Regions from separate parts of the Homo sapiens genome. Here region 2 is linked to region 1. The links are chromatin loops, found by intact Hi-C in ENCODE. Cell type or tissue: IMR-90. All regions are shown on one strand.

Region 1 (8,000 bases):
CTCTCCAATTTGAACCACAAAAATACTGAGAGAATGAGGCAGCATTCAGTAGGATCTAAAACTGGCATGGACATTCCATGAGCTAGAGTTGGCTTGTGAGGCGTCAAGGCATGCACGAGTTATGCAGAAGTGGAAATATGAGTAAGATGAGAACGAGGAAACAAGTTAGCAGAGTTGTCAGGTAAAGAAACAATGCACATCCCAGGCATGGACCAGCCACTCAGAAGCAAGTGTCAAGTGGGATAGCTGAGTTAGGTTAGCGACACATGCAAAAGCCACCCTGATTCCTGCTCTTAACATCCAAGAGTTGCTCTGGGCTCTCACTTTTCCTGACCCATTACAGTTTCTCTTCCCCTGGGGCCTGGTTTTGGTTTTTGCTTTTTCAGCTTTAACTAGGTTCTCCCACCTATGTATCCTTACAATAAAACCAACATTATTCGAAGTGATTCAAATGAGCTTAACATGAAAAGCAGCTAAGTGGGATGAGGGAATAATGAATTCAGTACAAGACGTGCTAAGTATGAGGTATGGGACTCCAGGCTGAGTAGGTGTTGGGATATATATGCACCTATAGCAGGGGAGTTGGTAATGCGAATGGCATTTGCAAGGCTTCGATGTAGACAGAACTCGTAGATACAGTAACATGAAGGGGAAAGACAGAAAGATGCTTACAAAAGATGTTTCCTTTGTAAGAGGGGCAGCCAGGGTGGTGGGTGAAGAACCAGGAGGTAGTGGTTGGGGACCAAAGCCACAACCCTAGTCTCATTATGCACCAACCTAGATGCCAGCAACTCTTGCAATGGAACTGCTTGGTCTTCATTACTTCCCCTACCTGCTGAGGAGAGCAGACTAATTTCCTCATTCTCAGCTTTGATTTCCATTTAACTCAATGAACGTTCACCTAGGACTGACTTATGCAAAACACTATGCTATGAGGAATACCAAGGGGTGGGGTGGGGTGGTGATTACATCCCTAGACTCAAGGAAAAGGAGAGACAGACCTACTGTTTCTTGTAAGCTTAACTTGCATCAATCTGGCACCATGTGAGACACATGGTTATCTTGCTTAAACCTCTCAACAACCAAGGCAGAAACTGAATAATCATGGGCTTGAAACAGAGAAAACTTGGCTTCAATCTGAGCATCAGTTAGTGATGGTGAAACCTTGCTCTAAGCTCCATTGCAGAGGGCTGTTTGAGTATTAAATGAGATAATATGAGTACAATTCCTCATACATAGTAAGTGCTGGATACACTGGAGCTGTGATTTATTATAATTATTATTGGTAGTAGTATCCACTTGCTTATGAGGAATAGACCTGGCTTTAGTTTCAGGTGTTCAGACTGACTACTTTTCCACTACATCATATTACAGTCTATGAGAATAAAGGATGTCTACTCCAATAACCACAATTCAAGGCAAAACAGGGCAGGGACAAGTCAGAAGAACTGGTGGGTTCCAGCCCTGCCACCTCTTCTGCACTCACTGTGCAAGTCATCTGATCCCTGCCTCTCCACCACTCCCCTGACTTCACATGGTTGTTTTACAGCTCGACTGACACTGTGCATGAAAGCATTTTGTAGACTGTGAAAACGTGTGCAAAGGTTACAATTTGTTGGGGAAAACCAGCCAAGTTAGGCTTTATGAAACACTTTTGGGTATTCCAGATGAATTTTTCATATAAGTATGCTCTCGGGAGGTGGCCCACTGTAAACACTTACCAGCCCCAAGTTACTTAGGCAAGATGCTTGTGGCAGGGAATACCTAGATCAGACTCCAGGACAGGTGGAGGCAGAGCCTCAGTTGGGGGAGGATGCCAGTAGGAGAGGCGTAGGAAGGACAGAGACAAAGTCCACACCCACGTCGGTAATTTCCCTGCAGGCCTCTCTGAAAAAGCCCAGACACCACAGCTCCACAAATCCTCCCCTGGGCCACCTAGGGTGTTAGTGTCATCTGTGGCTACATCGACTGACTGAAGCCCTCGTAATTAGCCACAAACTAGTAAAACAGAAAGCCAGGAAAAAAGACCACATCAGTGGAAGTTGCCTTTGGAGATGAATTCAGACCACCCAGAAAGCCACTCAGTTCTGCTGAGTTTACCAAATCTTAATGCACAACATGATCAATAACAAATAGTGAGAAGTAAACACCAAATCTGACCCTCTAATTCTGAAACAAACAGAAACCAACTAGAACAAAGAGAGTAGACATTAGGGATAGTTGCCAGGGCACCTACAGCACGGCATACACTATTGGCTGAAAAACACATTGTATTACCTCGAGGTGCAGAGACATGTAGTCTGAAGGATTGTCCAGAGTCTGTTGTTTGTTGATCTGATTTGGTGAATTGTGTTTATAGAAGCACCAAGAGCAAGTAAAAGATTATTAGGACGCAGCCCTTGCTCTCTTGAAGCTTACATCTTAGACATTTATTTGAAACCACAGCAACCAAGAAGTATATAATGACTGCTCAATTGTGTAACCCCAACTATAACAATTTAGAATTTGGCAGATATTAGTGAAGCCTGGAAATATCAGGGAAGCCTCCATAGAGGAGCCAGAACTTAGCTGCAGCTTGGAAAAGAGGACTTTCCACTTGATGGGAATAAATACCTGGCACATAGTAGGTGCTCAATCAATGTTTGTTGGATAAACATTGCTGAGAAAGTGCATGCAGCTGGGCATGAGCAAGGTGGTTGGGTGGCCGGTCATGCCATACTGCAAAGCCACACTGCCTTATCTTCCTTCTGATGCATCTGATCAACACCCCCAAGGAAAGGCAGTTAAGGTGATTCTGTTTCCTTTTGCCATTTCTATTCTCAAGTGAAGGAGAGGTAGAGATCTGGGGGGAAAGAAGAAACGCCCTTTTAGCACAGAGGACCTGATCACCCTCGCCACTGTCCTTTATAGCAATTTAGAAATAAACCTTCAGGTGTACACTTTACAACTTGGACCATGCCATTAATGTCAGTCCCAACTATAATACCACCGTCATGCACTCTGGCTCCTGCTATTCCTCAGAAAAGACTGTAAATCCTTGCAATCTGTAGAATCCCCATTAAAGCTCTGAATAAATGTCCTCAACAATTAAAATTCATTCATTACATGAATTTTTTTAAACTCGCAGTCTTGCATATAAATAGCAAAGGGAATGCTGCATGCAGCTAGTCCATAGATTAAGCAAAGCAGACAGATAAAGATATACAAGTAGCCACAGGACTGGTGTGAATTGTGATTTATAAGCCAAATAGGAAGAGAGGGGAATAGTGTCTCCTCTGGTCATAAGATTTTGTTCATTTTGTCTATTTGTAGACAAAAGTCTACAACCTACTTTCAACATAAATGTGTGATCCATTTCTGTCTCCAGGAGCACAAATTTTAGGTATATTCGGACATCCATCCTTCCCCTTTCAGCCAGGAGCCATGCAGATGTGTAGGAATGGAGGAGTCATCATTTTACAGAAGAGGAAACTGAGGTTCAGAGAGGCTACGTGATGTCAAAAATCATAGCTGCAGGCCTGGCGCAGTGGCTCACGCCTGTAATCCAAGCACTTTGGGAGGCTGAGGGGGGCGGATCACCTGAGGTCAGGAGTTCGAGACCAGCCTGGCCAACATGGTGAAACCCCATCTCTACTAAAAATACAAAAATTAGCCAGGTGTGGTGGTGGGTTCTTATAATGCCAGCTACTCAGGAGGCTGAGGCAGGAGAATCGCTTGAGCCTGGGAAGCGGACGTTGCAGTGAGCCGAGATTGCACTACTGCACTCTAGCCTGGGCAACAAGAGCGAAATACCATCTTAAAAAAAGAATCATAGCAGACGTTAGGATCAGAACCGATCTACAGGAATGCAGAAGTTTCTTCACCCCTAGAACTTTGCTCTTTTATGCATACTCAGTATTTCTCAAGGTATGCTCCACAAGACACAAGTGCCTAGAACATAGGTGCTTTGTGGAAAGGAAAAGACAAAATGTCATGGTCGTCATGGTCAGATAAGTTTTGGAAGTGCTGGATCAGACAAATTTAAGTGGGCTTTTTCATTTGTTTGTTTGGACTGTAGAACTTATAGGACTTGTAACAAGATTTCTTTCCACAAAAGTTGGGGGAGTGGGGAATGCACAGATAGTGCCTACAGGCTTTCTCAGACTCTGACATCAGAACACTTTTTACCGCATGAAATAAATACCTGGGAGCCCCTTAGGGTCCAGCAACCTTTCACACAACGTAGCTTAGAAAATGCTGTGCCGAGCCCCTCTTTCTCAGCTATTTCATGGGCTGGAATGGCATTTGTCCACATTTTGTGGGGCTTCCTTGTCTCTCTGCAGATGCTTCTGAGCCAAGTCCAGAAGACGTGGGAAGTGGGGTCTCTTGGCACTGATGTAGCTACAGCACGAAGGTATTGTGTTTCTCCTTCCTAGGCACCCAAAGTGAGAGCAGCAGGGCGCAGCAGTGCCCAGAGCTGACTGATGGCATCAGGAAATCTAGCTCATCCCAACCACAGGCAGTTTTTAAAATTGGGGTTGTGGCTCCCCCTGCTAAAGGTATCCTCACAGGATGTCATATCAGAGCTCAGCCCCCGAGTGAGAAACAGTTATGCCTAGGGGTATGGAAGGGAAAAAGAGGAGGAAACGGGGGCTTTAATTTCCATCCCTGACTTTTTCCCGGCTGCCTTTGTAAGACTTTGGTCACCTGCTCCTAAAATGCCTCTTCAGCTGTGTTTCTACAGAGGTGTTAACTGCTTTCCTCACCGGGGACTGTGCAAAGGGAGACCTCTGTTTCTGGTTCAGCGACATTACCCACGGACCTTGTTACCAACCTTGGCGACCAGAGAACGCTGATCTCCAAAGGTCTAGACCCGGTGAAACAGCGTTCGGTGGCCACTGACCGGTTTCCAGAGTCAGAGCTCCCCCTGCTGGAATCCAAAGCACGTCGTAACCCTGTCTGGACGTATTTTATTCCACAAGACCGTGCAGCCCTGATTGAGTGAACTTTCCACCAGCCACTTTATCCTCATACACAGGCATTTTCCGAGGAGGACTTGAGCCGACATCAGTGTTTGGCCATTCGCGGTTCTCGCTTCCCCTTGGTTATTTCCCCTTCGCTGAAATATATTCTAGTTTTCCCAGCCCAGATCTAATTGGACTCCTCCGGGCTGGGAATTTAGGTTTGGGAGATTTCCCAAATTAAACCATGAAGTTTATCACTAATATAATTACATTTCTCAAATACCAGACCTTTTGCATTGCTCATCTAGATGGGGGAAAGGAAGAAAGGAAAAAGTGAGGAAGGGAGGGAGAGAGGGAGGGAGGGAGGGAGGGAAGGAAGAAAGGAGGGAAGGAGGGAAGGAGGAACAGTGAGTCCTGCTTTTCTATCATGGGATAATAACATGTCTAAAAAAAGTGTTTCCCTTAATTGGGACCCAGGGGACGGAGAGTAGAAAAATACCTCCAGAAAGTCCCCCTTCGGAGTGGGGTCTAGAGCACAGATGTTGGGAATCAGGTTTCACTCTGCTCCAACAGCTCAGCCTTTCCATGCCATAAGGACCCTGCGCTGTCTGCCGAGGAAAACAACGAACAGTAAACCTTTGCTCATTTCTAGCTTCATCTTCAGAGACCGGATTCTCCAGAATTCCTGTGGCTGAGTAATTCCATGTCCCTTGATTTGGGGAATTCCTCCTAGGTAAAGCTTTAACAGACACCATTCTATTTGAAATCGCAAGTACTGTGCATCTTTTCATTTGCTAAAGGAGAAGAAGAAGGGAAAGAAGGAAGGAGTAGAACCCAGTCAGTGTGAAATGTGTATCTCTCCTGTGGGACAGCGGCAAGGTTTTCTGCTGGTTTTCTAGATCAAACGAGGACTCCTTATGAACTACTGGCACAGAATTTCGAGGCTCTTTATGACTTAGAATTAGGGAGCATGTTGGCTGTGTTTTCCTCCTCCAAAGGTGGAATGTGTGGCCATTTTGGGGCACCTTGAAAATAAAAAATGGAAAGATACCAAATGCAAAAGCCTAAATAAAGGCATACCTCCTTCAACTCAGTAAATAATTATTCAGATTTACAAAAATGAATAAATAAGGGAGCAAATCTTCATTTTACAGAAGTATGCATACACCATGAGATTCCTTTACATTCCAAGTTCCCCTGATGCATAAAACATATGACTAGATTTACAAAAACTTGATTTACACAATTTTTTAGGAAAACAACTTTGCAGAAAGATTAGGTATGATTAGATGCTAGAAGAGCTCTTCTCTCAAGGGAAAACAAATGAGCTTAGCTAACGGGAGATGGTGGAGTTAATAACCAAAAAATTCTTCATGCCATTTGAAAGAGTTGATTTCAATATTGTGAAGTTCTTAAAGATTTCTTAGGCAACTCCAAATGACTGCTTACAGGCATGGGAACAGAACTCCTGGAAGGGACTGCAGCAGGAAATGGGCAGTGTTCAACCCTTTCTGAACTCAAGGGTTCCAGAAGAGAGCCCGTGAGGCCAAATGTGTCAGCTAGGAAATGATAGGGTCTGCCCCCTGTAGGGCAAAGGGAACCTGTACGTTGTCCTTGAAGGACTGACATATTCCTCTCTCCTTCTAAACGCCAGTCCTTCCACTTCTATGAGGATAAATACTGGAGAAAGGAGAGAAGAGGAGGGGAGGGGAAGGAGAAAGGGAGGAGAGGGAAACCTGTGTGGCACTGAGGGCGTTTGGCTGAAGCTAAAAGAAGAAACCTAATTCTAAGTGAATACATTTGTTCCAGAGAGGTCTAAGAAGACTCTCGGAGCCTTGCAGCCTGGAGCTGGATTTTCCTCTGAAGCCCTGCCATGCAAAGGGCAAACAAATGACCATGTAGATGATGCAAATGAGGGTTTCTCATGTATTTCTCCCTGAATGATCGAAGACGCTTCACTTTAAAATTCATACTCAGAATAATTAGCCATTCTAACCTTTAAAAAAAAAAGAGTTCACATGCATACTCTTTTCTAATAAATAAATACTGCCCTGCACCATTTTGAAATGTCTAGGAATTTCCGTCATATTGTGGTCTAATCTCTGATTTGCTTTTAGCCTTCTGATCTGCAGGAGAATCGGAGCTATGCGAATCCACATCCAGGTTCCTTTCTCACCCTTTTATTCTCCCACGGCAGCATTTGGAGATAGCTGGAGAAGGAGGTGTTCTCTTTCTCTCCCCTCTCTCTCTCATAGACGCAAAGCCACAACAATGTTGAAAATCTGTGCAGACGTCCACTTCTGTTAGCTTCCATTTCTGTGCATGCTACAGTATTTGTTTATGATTTTGCACCCGTTCTGGTGATGCAGCACATTTACAGCTCATGAATATTTGATACTGAATTAAACAATTTGTCATTCTATTACATAAAGAGCACAATTTAGTTCAGAGCAAACCATTTGAAAGAGAACTCATTATTATGATACCACGATTTTATTTTATTTTATTGTAGTGTTTTGATTGTTAAATAGACAATACATGTCTTTCTCTCTCTCTTTTAATTTTTTTTTTTGTCTAAAAGATGAAACCCTGCCTTTTACTTTGCAAACTACATTACTTATTTTCATTTAAATAAGGGAAAGTATTTTTCTAAAATATTAAATTGTTTAACATGCGCCCCTTTAGAAAAAAAAGGACCATGTTTGTATTTAACAACAATTCAGCTAAAAGACAGTTCAGAGACTCATCAGCAGCCCAGTTCGCTTGTTTGTCAATGAAGGATCTGTGATCGTGTTCTGTGCAAGTTGTTTTAATAATATGGATTCGTCTAAATGAATCTACGCAGGCACAGACACATTAGAAATGTTGGGTCTTTACCAACATAATCATTGGTTTGTGCATCTGATCAGGGCATCTACTGGGAGCAATGATGAAAATAACTAGGGTTTTGTTAGGAGAGCTAGACAGGCTACTGGTTCTTCTGCTCCCCACTCTGTTTTGTGGTGTTCTCTATCCCAGATTTCCAGAGCTGACCTTGGGGCAGGGATGAAATACTGC
Region 2 (8,000 bases), 1.1 Mb before region 1:
CTATTCCATTCTGTTTATCTACTGTCTATTAGATCACTTTCAATGATGATATAAAGGCTCATATGGACCTGAAAAAGGTTTCTTTCCACAGCATTATTTTTTTCTACTAGTCTATGTTGTGGAGCTGGTTACTCTATACAATAATACATTTAGTAAAGATTTAATACTACGGTAATATAGAAAATGTTTTTGGTTTTGAATTTTTGTAAATTAAGGGAACTACCACTTTGCCTTTTTTTTTTTATTTTTTATTTTTTTGAGACAGAGTCTTGCTCTGTCACCCAGGCTGGAGTGCAGTGGCGTGATCTCTGCTCACTACAACCTCCACCTCCCGGGTTCAAGTGATTCTCCTGCCTCAGCCTCCTGAGTAGCTGGGGTTACAGGTGCCTGCCACCACACCCTGCTAATTTTTGTATTTTTAGTAGAGACGGGGTTTCACCATGTTGGTAAGGCTGGTGTCGAACTCCTGACCTCATGACCCACCTGCCTCAGCCTCCCAAAGTGCTGGGATTACAGGCGTGAGCCACCATGCCCGGCCCCCCTTTGCCTTTTACACTGATATCAAATATTCCTTCCCCCTTCCAAAGTTTCCTTAAGGGCATCTAAACAATACATGTTGCAAATAATACTGAAAAGGTACCATGTTGTGAATAGTGCTCAGGTATCCTAAATAAAACATCTTGTAAAACCAACACTTAGTTTGAGAAGTCACAATGCTGAAGCAACTGGTATCTCTGTGGAGATGTAACTAGGACAAGACCTTAAACTTTTTTTTGTGTTGAAGACTCTAGCAGAATAGACTTTTATTTGTCCATTATGCAAATAGGAAAAAGGAGAGAAAGCCAATCCTCTTTTTGATTTGACTGAGAAACCCTGTTAATGTTTATATCACTGGGAACATAGGCATCAACTACATTATCACCAAGGCAACAAACCAACAAGTAAGACTATGAGCCAGAATTACTAATGTTGTTGAAGGTCATGCTTACGCTATATGGCAACAATTTCTAAAATTTCTAGCATCTACAGGACTTCTTTGTTCAATAATAATTTCAATGATAAATTTACTTAAAACAGAAAAAGTGGGTAGAAGTTGGGAATATTTGTGCAAGACTTTATATCACACTGGAAATAAGACTGATGTCTTGTGAGAGTTCACATTTAACATCTTACCTCATCAGATTCTTTTACAAAGTTTTAAGCTATGAAACGATCTCTTTCTCTCCCTCTCTCTAGTTGCTATGGAGAAGAAATATCTTTTTCACCTCTTTATTAGACATTTTTTTAAATTATGAAGTTCTGTATTTTCAGAGCCAGACTCTGATATGTCATTAGTTAGCACTAAAAGCACAGTGTGACCTGTGAGTCTCAATTTTAGAAATGGGAAATGGGTTGTTAGGATTTAACTTGACAGCAGTGCAATTGGAACAATTTATCTTCCATGTTACAAAGAACAAGAGTCAGACTGACATTGGACTTCTCATCAGCAACACTGTGCTATGGTTTGAATGTGTCCCCTCCAAAATTCAGATGTTAGATTAAACCTTGTTGGTCAATGTGATACTCTTAAGAGGTGGGGTTTTTAAGAGGTGGTTAGACCATGAGGGCTTCTCCCTCACAAATGGGATGAAGGCCGTTATAAAACAGGCTTCAGGCAGCTTTCAGCTCTCTTGCCCTTCTGTCTTCTGCCATGAGAGGACACAGCGTTCCTTCCCACTGGAGGATGCAGCAATAAGAGTCATCTTGGAAACAGAGGACAGCCCTCACCAGACAACTGAACCTGCCAGCACCCTGACTGTGGACTTCCAGCCTTTAGAACTGTGAGAAAGTACATTTCTGTTCTTTATAAATTACCCAGTCTATGATATTTTGTTATAACAGCACAATCGGACTAAGACAAAAAGGTACTAAAACACAACGAGGAAATAGCTACTGTTATTGGTAACATGATTATGAACTGCAATAGTGTGGCCAGGCAAGCACAATTAAGTGTGAAGGTGGAATAAAGACACTTTTCCACACATGCAAGGACTTGAAGCAATTACCTCCCATGTGCCCATTTTTGGGAAATTGCTTAAAAATATTCTGCAGCAAAACAAGGAGAAAATGAAGAAAGGGGAAGACCAGTGATCCAGAAAACAGTGAAACAAACCCAAAAAACAGGAAAGGGAAGTTGCAATGTGACTTGCTATGAGGCAAGATGAAAGAGTAACCAGTAGAGATTGGAGGAGAAGGTGACGCCGCAGGAGGAAAGTCACCAGTGAAAAAAGTGTACATGGAGGAGGGGAATGGTTTTAAGTAATAAAATGAAGTAACTGAAAAAAGGTTGAATATATTATAAAGGCAAATGACACAAGAGGTGCAAAAAAAAAAAAAAAGGCAGCTAGAAATACCACAAGAAAAAAAAAAAACCATTGGCCAGAAGTGGTGGCTCACGTCTGTAATCCCAGCACTTTGGGAGGCCAAGGTGGGCAGATCACTTGAGGTCAGGAGTTTGAAACCATCCTGGCCAACATGGCGAAACCCCGTCTCTACTAAAAAAATTCAAAAATTAGCTGGGCATGATGGCGGGCACCTGTGGTCTCAGCTACTCAGGAGACTGAGGTGGGGGAACTGCTTGAACCCATGAGGTGGAGGTTGCAGTGAGCTGAGATTGTGCCACTGCACTGCAGTCTGGGCAACAGAGGGAGACTCCATCTCAAGAGAAAAGAAAAAACAAAACAAAACAAAAACATAATTTTTTAAAAAGGAAATGAAAGCATAATGTGCCCCCTTGCTTCCAATGTAAAGAGAGACCTGCTCTCTAGGAGTAAAAATTTAGTGTTGCAGTGTAATGGCTCATCAAATTGAATAAAGTCTGTGTAGATTAGGAAAGATCTTCAAAATTAGGCTCTGAGATGTGTACCCGTGGTCTGAGAAGCACCAGAGAGCCACAACTTGTTCTTAAGGAAGAGAATGAAAAGTTAAAGGCAGCATTTTAGGCAAGGTAGCCTGGCAGTAGGAGAGGAAGGAGGCCAAGTGGTATGTCTGTTGCCATTTTCCAGGTATGAGGTGGAGGAGTAAACCCACAATAGGGAAGGAAAAAACAAATCAGGAAGGCATTCCAAAGGAGGATGCTATAGGACCCAAGTACCAGGATTGGATAGAGGAGAGGGGATGGTTCCAAAGTTTTCTGGTCTGTGAACCAGGAAAATGGTGAAAGCTTTTATCTAGTATTGCTGTTTGATCATTGTACACATACTTTTCAGCCTCATTCTTGTCCTCCTCCTTCTTCTTTTCCTCTTCCTCTTCACAGGTTAATTTTAGGCTCCTTGAAGGCAGAGCCTAAAGCCTGAGTGTGTTTTATTGACAACCAGCTCTGAGGCCTACCACCATAGGCACTCAGCTGATGCGTGTGGTTGATGGTGGTGGTGGTGATGATGATGTCACAGTGCTTTATAGATGGGGAAAATGGGGAAGAGGAGTCATTTGGGGCATAATGATGATGGGGCCGGGTGCAGTGGCTCACACCTGTAATCCCAGCACTTTGGGAGGCTGAGGCAGGTGGAACACCTGAGGTCAGGAGTTCAAGACCAGCCTGGCCAACATGGTGAAACCCCGTCCCTACAAAAATACAAAAATTAGCCGGGCATGGTGGTGGGCACCTGTAATCCCAGCTACTCAGGAGGCTGAGGCGGGAGAATTGCTTAAACCCGGGAGGTGGAGGTTGCAGTGAGCCAAGATTGCGCAACTGCACTCCAGCCTGGGTGACAGAGCGAGACTCAGTCTCAAAAAATAATAATAATGATGATGATGATGATGGAAATCAAACTTAGTAAGATGCCAACTCCTACTGGGAGATGGAAAAAATACTTTTTGAAATAATTACTGCTACTTCTTGTTTAATGAAATTCCTTATTTTATGTTTCCTTTCTTTAGCATCCTTTACTTAATGCCATGTCTACCTATGTAGAATTAAAACCAAGCAGTATTGGGAGGTCTGAGCACAGTCAAGGAAACTCACTTCCAAATTCTTCTTTCAACATATGTTTTGGCTGAAAACAAATGCACTCATTTTTAGGAAGCAGAACTACTTAAGCAAGATCCAGCCTACGAGCATGGGTGTTCTACATCTTGTTTTGTTCCTATTTCTGAAGACCAAAAAAAAAAAGCATTATTTTCAAAGGAAGCACTAGGTGGCACTTGTGATGTATTCCACAGTTGCCTCCGATCCTTTTTGAAAAAGGTTTGATAGAAAAAAAAATGCAATAAATATTAAAATGGGAAAATCGTCATTACAATAATGAAGATCAGCATGATTGTGTTTACTATGTTACTATGTATGAGCAATATCTTTATGCAGTATTTGCATTTAAAATCTGAGCTTTGCTTTCTTGATAAAAACTGCAAGACGGGAACTGACATTTCTATAACATGTGAAAACCCCACATCGCTAAAATAATAAGTAAAAATGTAATGCCTGGTTTGCAAAAAGATTGACTATAAATCTTCTTTTAAATAGTTTCTGTCTTCCATTTAGAGTGTTTGAATTTGTAAAAACAGATAACAGAATAAATTTTTCAAGGTCCATCTATTGTGAAAAGCAAAATTTAAAAAATCATAACTTGAAATAAGGCACTGCAGCTTCCAGGTTTTGACTAATATTAACCAAAAAAAACAAAAGAAAGAGAAAGAAAGAGAGATGAAGATTAAAGCAGATATCTCAGGGTTTTTACCATCTTTAAAGTAATAACGTAAAGACTTTAAGCAAATGTATTCTTTTCTGTTATTCAGTTAGTTCCCATTTGGCAACTGCTTAATTATCTCATGGTCCCATTTCAATGTCGAGAGATTGCAAGCTTTTAACAGAAATTCAGGTTGAGAAGGAACTATGAAAAATAGAAAATATTGTTGCCAAATACCATGGCAACAACTGTAGCCTGCAGACCTTTTCACGATACTGCATCTTTCCCCTACCTATTGTCTAGCCTTGGCAGTAACCATTTTTATGGATTAGGTTCTCTTGTGGCTTCATCTCACTTTTCTACCTCTTATTCTTCCTTTGTTTCATTTTTGTTCCTTATTTTAAATGTTTTTTTTCTTGCCATACCTCTGTAGGATAATTTAACACAATGAAATCCTTTTGGAACAAGCTGGGTTATAAATAAATTAATAATAATGCTAATGTACTGTCTTGTAATTGCACTAATGTGTGGGTTTGGATGAAATTGACATTTTGAAGGTAGTATCTCATATAGTAGTAAACTCAGCATGTCAGAACTCAGAGCTAAATATGCAAAACAGCGACAGTGCTGAAAAAAATCTTGGATCTCGGTGTAATAGTTGAATGTCTTTGGATGCAAATGATGGAAATGGATTCTGACTAACAGAAGCAAAAAGAGACTTTTAACAGGGTGCTAGCTAGGAACTCAGGATAGATGGGAGGCTGGAGAGCCAAATCAGGACACAAGACAGGAATGAAGGCAATTCCTGGAGTCCAGGCAGCATGAACAACTGAAGGATCTTATCTGGGTGCTGCTCCTCCAGTATATGTGTTCCAATATTTTCCCATTCCTTATGCGCCTCCACTCAAGATGAAAAGTTCCAAGAGTACAGTCTGCTTGATGTTTGCTGGGCATTCACAGATTTATAGTACTAAAAATATGTGAGACCAGGTGCAGTGGCTCATGCCTGTAATCCCAGCACTTTGGGAGGCCAAGGCAAGAGAATCACTTGAGTCCAGGAATTCGAGACCAGCCTGGGCAACATAGTGAGACAGTGTCTCTACAGATAAATAAATAAATAAGTTAGCCAGGCGTGGTGGTGCACATCTGTAGTACCAGCTACTTGGGAGGCTAAGGTGGGAGGATTGCTTGAGCCAGGGAGTTCAAAACTGCATACAGTGAGTGGTGATCGCACCACTGTACTCCAGTCTGAGTGACTGACAGAGATCTTCTCTCTCTAAAAAAAAAAGGAAATTTAGTATGGAATGAAAGCTCTCTTGAAAGTTTGCCAAAACATAAAATAGCATACATTTGGGAAAAGAAGTTATCCCAGGAGTCCAGTTGTCTTACTTTGGGTCACATGTAGCTCCTTGGTTGCAGAGAGGAGATGAGAAATATTGAGTTACATTCCGATCAAGACTGTCCTCCAACTGGAAGATGCAATAGGAAATTGGGGTACTCCTGGGAAGGGTGCTCTTGGTTGCTGGCCACCGAAAAAACAACGTATGTGCATTACATTACAGCAAGAGTAGATTGTAAGTTTCTGTGTTGTATTCTAAAGCTCTAGCGTGGGGCAAGTAGTGTCTCTGAAAAGTGCATATCCATGCAGAACCTCAGAATGCAACTTTGTATAGAAATAGAGTTACTGCTGATGTTATTAGTTAAGGATCAAGACGAGACCTCACTGGATTAGAGTGGACCGTAAATCTAATGATTGTCTTTATAAGAGTCAAAACAGCAAGCACAGAGACACACAGAGAAGCAAGTGATGTGAAGACGGAGGCAGAGATTGGAGCAATGCACCCACCAGGCAAGGAACACCAAGGATTGCCGGGTCGCCAAAAGCTAAGAAAGAGGCATGAGGAGGTTTCTCCCTCGGAGCTTCTAGGAGGAACTAAGCTTACCCACACTTTGATTTGGGACTTCTGGCCTCCTGAATGGTGACAGAATACATTTCTGTTGTTTTAAGCTACTCATTTTGTGCCACTTGGTTATAGCAGCCATTGGAACCTAATGCAACCCCTAAGAGCAGATTTTTTGGCAAAACCCTAAGAAGTAAAACCATGAGAATAAGCACATGGTAAATGCATTTTTGTGACTGTGAATACAAATGCATTTTTGTGACAGTGAACCTAATGCAACCCCTAAGAGCAGATTCTTTGGCAAAACCCTAAGAAGTGAAACCATGAGAATAGGCACATGGCAAATGCATTTTGTGACAGTGAATACATTTTGTGACAGTGTATTCCTTTTTATTTCAAAAGAGAATAAATCTATGAATGGTTTAGTTCATTTATGCCACAAAGAGCTATTGAGTCCCTCTTATGTGCTGGGACATTCTAGGACCTGGAAATACAGGGGTGAACCAATGGGACAGACTCACTAATCTCAGAGGGCTTGTACTCAGAGGGTTAACAGTAAACAAGACATATTGGGGTTGAGATCAGAGCCAAGAGGAGAGCAAAGCCGGATGATGTGACCTAACATGATGGACAGGAAGTGGGGAGCCCGTTCAGATTGGTGGTCAGGCAAGGAGAAGAGAGCTGAGACCCAATAATCATGAGGAGTCAGACATTCTTGAGCTGAGGGAAGGGCATTCCAGGCAGAGGGAGCAGAGAGAAACTGCAGCAGAGGGACCATTGACAAGCAGAAGGAGATAAACTGGAAGATGTAGGCAGAGACAGTTCATGACTTACTTTCTAAGACACATCACAGAAGTGGAGAATCTTTTTTTTTTTTTAAGACGAAGTCTCGTTCTTGTCCCCCAGGCTGGAATGCGATGGCGCCATCTCGGCTCACTGCAACTTCCGCCTCCCGAGTTCAAGTGATTCTCCTGCCTCAGCCTCCCGAGTAGCTGGGACTACAGGCATGCACCAGCACGCCCGGCTAATTTTTGTGTTTTTAGTAGCGATGGGGTTTCACCATGTTAGCCAGGCTGGTCTCAAATTCCTGACCTCAGGTGATCCGCCCGCCTCAGCGTCCCAAAGCGCTGGGATTACAGGTGTGAGCCACCGCACCCGGTAGAGAATCTTAAGCAGGAGAGTAACACCTGCTGATTTAAACATTTAGTGGGTCCACCTGCTACGTGGGAAAAAACTGCAGTGGGGCAAAGCGGGTAGGGTGCATCTGGGAGGCTAGCACAGGCCAGATGAGAGTAAATGGGGCTCAGAATCAAGTAGTTAGTGAGCTGGAGAGAAGTGGGCTAATTCTAGATATGTGTGAGGTAGAGTTTGACAGGACTAGTAATTATTAGTTAAGTGCCTTTTCTTGGTCCACCGTTACTTGAAATTCTATAAG

What was found. Hi-C counts contacts between places; a loop is a spot of excess contacts. Peaks named below come from ENCODE experiments on the same cell type or tissue, not always from the same donor. Only the 100,000 strongest peaks of a DNase experiment are listed, where the experiment ranks them.
Region 2: a loop joins it to region 1, with 4 times the contacts of the local background. A loop is called at or near these places in 2 of 110 quality-filtered maps.

What each region holds. Positions count from the first base shown.
Region 1 is chr2:173,399,489-173,407,488 of GRCh38, reverse strand. No RefSeq gene overlaps it. Among named protein-coding and RNA genes, the nearest start is that of CDCA7, 49 kb to the right of the region's middle. RefSeq lists a silencer at 4,824-4,993. In IMR-90, a CTCF peak has its summit at 4,912 (motif pointing left); a DNase peak (open chromatin) is centred at 4,938; H3K27me3 peaks cover 4,779 bases.
Region 2 is chr2:174,518,915-174,526,914 of GRCh38, reverse strand. LOC124906097 (a long non-coding RNA gene) reads left to right here. Exons shown (of 3, transcript XR_007087309.1): 3 at 3,919-5,692. It overlaps LOC124906096 (a long non-coding RNA gene), which reads right to left and starts at 3,498. Exons shown (of 4, transcript XR_007087308.1): 1 at 3,242-3,498. In IMR-90, a CTCF peak has its summit at 4,178 (motif pointing right); no DNase peak of the experiment used is centred here; H3K27me3 peaks cover 2,061 bases.